Linked DNA regions of Homo sapiens: region 2 is linked to region 1. Evidence: read pairs that join two places in POLR2A ChIA-PET (ENCODE). Cell type or tissue: Panc1. All regions are shown on one strand.

Region 1 (2,500 bases):
TTTGCTACCCCCAGGCCCTCCTGGGCTCCTTCCTAGGCTCACCCAACTCTCTGCTCCCCGAGACCGAGAACCGGCGTATCACACACATCTCCGCGGAGCAGAAGCGGCGCTTCAACATCAAGCTGGGGTTTGACACCCTTCATGGGCTCGTGAGCACACTCAGTGCCCAGCCCAGCCTCAAGGTGAGCCCCGGGCCCAGGCTGGCACCCCCAAAACCACAGGGCCCCTTTCTGGACCCCCCCCACCCAAAACTCAATTGCAGGGGAGTGCTCCAGACACTCTTGCCTCCTCCCATCCCAGTGCCTCAGTGGGTCCCAGGGTACAGCCTCTAGCACCTGCCTGAGCCCCCCTGGTGGCGTCTGCAGGTGAGCAAAGCTACCACGCTGCAGAAGACAGCTGAGTACATCCTTATGCTACAGCAGGAGCGTGCGGGCTTGCAGGAGGAGGCCCAGCAGCTGCGGGATGAGATTGAGGAGCTCAATGCCGCCATTAAGTAGGCAGGGTCCAGGCGGGTGCTGGGACCAGGGGGCCATGCCGCCTTACCCCCAGCCCCTGACCCCTGCCCTGCCCCCAGCCTGTGCCAGCAGCAGCTGCCCGCCACAGGGGTACCCATCACACACCAGCGTTTTGACCAGATGCGAGACATGTTTGATGACTACGTCCGAACCCGTACGCTGCACAACTGGAAGTTCTGGGTGGTATCCTCCCTCAAGCCCATGGCTGGGGGGCTGCAGGGGCTGTGGCAGGGTGAGACCAGGCTGGGCCTGGGATGGAGGCCTAGCTCTCCAGGCCGGGCAGGCTCAGAGCTGCTCCCAGGTGACAGGCTCTGGCTCTGCCCCCTGCTTCCATGCCCTGGCCATCTTGGCCAGCAAAATTGCCCAGGGATGGGGGGCTGGGAGCAGAGAGGGAAACTGAGGGAGGAGTCCTTGGGTAAGGGGAGCCTTGGCCCTGACCTCAGGAAGCCCCGAGGGCAGTTTGGGAGAATCTGAACTCTGGAGTGAGGACTACAGAAGACTTGGAATCCACTCCCTGATCTGGCTCAGGGGTCAAGTTCTTGACTGAGCCCAGGCAGGGAGCTCAGGGATGGGGGATGGTTCAGCACACAGTAAGGGCCGTGGAGGGGCAAGGAGGAGGGGACTGAGAGGCAGAGAGCTGGGAAGGTCTTGGCAGGACAGAAGTAGGGACTGCAAGCCAGGTGCGGTGGCTCACGCCTGTCATCCCAGCACTTTGGGAGGCCGAGGCAGGTGGATCACTTGAGGCCAGGAGTTCAAGACCAGACTGGCCAACATGGCAAAACCCCATCTCTACTAAAAATACAAAAATTAGCCAAGCGTGGTGGCATGTGCCTGTAATCCCAACTACTCGGGAGGCTGAGGCAGGAGAACAGCTTGAACCTGGGAGGTGGAGGTTGCAGTGAGCCAAGATTGTGCCACTGCATTCCAGCCTGGGCAGCAGAGTGAGACTCTGTCAAAAAAAAAAAAAAAAAAAGTCCGAGCACAGTGGCTCACGCCTGTAATTCCAGCACTTTAGGAGGCTGAGGTGGGTGGATCACGAGGTCAGGAGTTCGAGACCAGCCTGACCAACATAGCGAAACCCCGTCTCTACTAAAAATACAAAAATTAGCCAGGTGTGGTGGCGCACACCTGTAATCCCAGCTACTCAGGAGGCTGAGGCAGGAGAATTGCTTGAACCTGGGAGGCAGAAGTTGCAGTGAGCTGAGATCGTGCCACTGCACTTCAGCCTGGGTGACAGAGCGAGACTCCGTCTCAAAAAAAAAAAAAGAAGAAGTAGGGGCTGCAACATGAGTCATTGGGGTTCAACGTTAGACAGTGTCCAGGCCCTTTCTTCCCCTGGTTTGAACTGGGCATCAGGGCTCCACGTGGTGTGGGGGGACCAGCTGGACCACAGGCAGCTCCTTGACCTGGGCCCAGTTCAGCATCCTCATCCGGCCTCTGTTTGAGTCCTTCAACGGGATGGTGTCCACGGCAAGTGTGCACACCCTCCGCCAGACCTCACTGGCCTGGCTGGACCAGTACTGCTCTCTGCCCGCTCTCCGGCCAAGTACGTGAGCCATCTCCCTGCCTGCTAGAGGGACCCAGCCTCGGGGGTGGAGGGAGCATTCCACCCTGCTTAGATCCCACATCCAGCTTGCCATCAACACAGCCTAGGGTTGTGGCCACCCCGCATCCCCCAGATGGTCCTCTGGCCACCAGACGCCTGTAGACAGAGGTTCTAGGAGGGGGTGACAGTCTTGCCAACTAATACCTCCCCCTATCCCTTTGGTTCCACATCCAAGGGTAGGGCCCTGACCCCAGGAAGTGTCTGTCTCTCTCTCTCTGTCTCCCACCCAGCTGTCCTGAACTCCCTACGCCAGCTGGGCACATCTACCAGTATCCTGACCGACCCGGGCCGCATCCCTGAGCAAGCCACACGGGCAGTCACAGAGGGCACCCTTGGCAAACCTTTATAGTCCTGGCCAGACCCTGCTGCTCACTCAGCT
Region 2 (2,500 bases), 170 kb after region 1:
CGGGTTCAAGTGATTCTCGCACCTCAGCCTTCGGAGTAGCTGGGACTACAGGCGTGTGCCACGAGGCCTGGCTAATTTTTGTATTTTTTAGTAGAGATGGGGTTTCATCATGTTGGCCAGGCTGGTCTCGAAATGCTGACCTCAAGAGATCTGCCCGCCTTGGTCTCCCAAAGTGCTGGTATTACAGGCATGAACCACCGTGCCCGGCCCTGGATAATTTTTTATTTTTTGTAGAGATGGTGTCTTGAGACGTTGCCTAGGCTGGTCTCGAACTCCTGGCCTCAATGTATCCTCCTGCCTCGGCCTCCCAGAGTGCCAGGATTATATGCATGAGCTGCCACACCCAGCCCCTTTTCAGTCAATTCTTTTTTTTTTTTTGGCTGGAGTGCAGTGGCACAATCTCAGTTCACTGCAGACTCTGCCTCCCGGGTTCAAGTGATTCTCCAGCCTCAGCATCCTGAGTAGCTGCTACTATAAGCGCCCACCACCATGCCTGGCTAATTTTTAATTTTTTCTAGAGATAGTGTCTTGAGATGTTGCCTAGGCTGGTCTTGAACTTCTGGCTTCATGTGATCCTCCTGCCTCGGTCTCCCAACATGCTGGGATTACAGGCATGAGCTATAATACCCGGCCCCTTTTCAGTCAGTTCTATCACCATTTCCTTGGGCACCCATGCAAGGAAAAACCTCAGGTGCTACTTTGGGGTTCAGGCCCTGGGAAGCAATGTCACAGAAGGGCTGAGTCAGCTTGTAGAGTCAGATGCCCAGATTCAAATCATGCCCCACGATTGTGTCACGTCAGATAATTTTTTTTTTTTTTTTTTGAGACAGGATCTCACTCTGTCACCCAGGCTGGAGTGCAGTGGTGTGATCTCGGTTCACTGCAACCTCCACCTCCTGGATTCAAGCGACTCTCGTGCCTCAGCCTCCCGAGTAGCTGGGATTACAGGTGACTGCCACTACGCCTGGCTAATTTCTGTAGTTTTAGTAGAGACAGGGTTTCAACCATGTTAGCCAGGCTGGTCTCAAACTTCTGACTTCAGATAATCCACCTGCCTCAGCTTCCTAAAGTGCTGGGATTACAGGCGTGAGCCACTGCGCCCAGCATGTTAGACAATTTTTAATTCATCCTCTTTGTGCTGTTGTTTTCTCAGCTGTGAAAGGAATATTCTGGTGGGGACAAGGTTATAGAGTTGCTGAGAGGGTCTCATGACATGAAGGTACTGGCCTTGGCACAGTGCCTGGTGGGGCGGGGACTCCGCACATGCCTGTGAGGTCACAGTTACTGTCAGTTCACAGCGAACCTTCCCTCCTTTTCCTGTTGACTTTCCCACACTCCTGTAACCGTCCCTCCCTCCCTTCTTCCTCTCTGTCTCTCTCACTCACACACACGCACACAAACACACACACACACACACACGCACACACACACACACACACACTCCATTCACTGTCTCCATGACTCTGGAGTAAACTAATGTCTCGAGTTGCCATTGGAAGCCCCATCATCCTCATTTTGTTTTGTTTTGTTTGTTTGAGACGGGGTCTCACTCTGTCCCCCAGGCTGGAGTGCAGTGGTGCGATCTCAGCCCACTGCAGCCTCTGCCTCCTAGGTTCAAGCGATTCTCCTGCCTCAGCCTCCTGAGTAGCTGTGATCATAGGTGCCCGCCACCACACCCGACTAATTTTTGTGTTTTTTAGTAGAGACAGGGTTTCACTATGTTGGCCAGGCTGGTCTCGAACTCCTGACCTCAGGTGATCCGCCCACCTTGGCCTCCCAAAGTGCTGGGATTACAGGAGTGAGCCACCACGCCCAGCCTCCATTGTCCTCATTTAGACTTTCATGGGTTGTAGGCACTTTTGACTTCCTGGGGTCCTTCTTCCGTTAAAAAAAAAAAAATTAGAAAATTAGGCCACGTGCGGTGGCACATGCCTGTAATCCCAGCACTTTATGAGGCCAAAGTGGGAGGATCACCTGAGGTCGGGAGTTCAAGACCAGCCTGACCAATGTGGAGAAACCCTGTCTCTACTAAAAATAGAAAATTATTTGGGTGTGGTGGTGCATGCCTGTAATCCCAGCTACTCAGGAGGCTGAGGCAGGAGAATCTCTTGAACCCGGGAGGTGGAGGTTGCGGTCAGCCGAGATCGTGCCACTGCACTCCAGCCTAGGCAACAAGAGTGAAACTCCGTCTCAAAAAAAAAATTAAAAATTATATTCGGGCCGGGCTTGGTGGCTCAATCCTATAATACCAGCACCTTAGGAGGCCAAGGCAGGAGGATCACTTGAGGCCAGGAGTTCAAGACCGGCCTGGGCAACATAATGAGAACCCATCTTTACCAAAAAAAAAAAAATTAAATTAAAAATTAGCCAGGCACGGTGACTTCTGCCTGAGGTCACATTCAAGAAGCTGATGTGGGAGGATCGCTTGAGCCCAGGAATTGGAGGCTGCAGTGAGCTAAGATCGTACCACTGCACTTCAGCCTGGGCGTCAGAGTGAGAC

What was found. Peaks named below come from ENCODE experiments on the same cell type or tissue, not always from the same donor. Only the 100,000 strongest peaks of a DNase experiment are listed, where the experiment ranks them.
Region 2: POLR2A ChIA-PET joins it to region 1 with 9 read pairs; 3 of 35 experiments call an interaction of 5 or more read pairs at or near these places.

Annotation. Positions count from the first base shown.
Region 1 is chr7:73,593,835-73,596,334 of GRCh38, reverse strand. MLXIPL (MLX interacting protein like) reads left to right here. Exons shown (of 17, transcript NM_032951.3): 13 at 63-182; 14 at 366-493; 15 at 575-698; 16 at 1,932-2,061; 17 at 2,352-2,500. The coding sequence ends at 2,470. Among named protein-coding and RNA genes, the nearest start is that of TBL2, 17 kb to the right of the region's middle. In Panc1, no CTCF peak of the experiment used is centred here; no DNase peak of the experiment used is centred here.
Region 2 is chr7:73,419,061-73,421,560 of GRCh38, reverse strand. No RefSeq gene overlaps it. Among named protein-coding and RNA genes, the nearest start is that of FZD9, 13 kb to the left of the region's middle. In Panc1, no CTCF peak of the experiment used is centred here; a DNase peak (open chromatin) is centred at 1,286.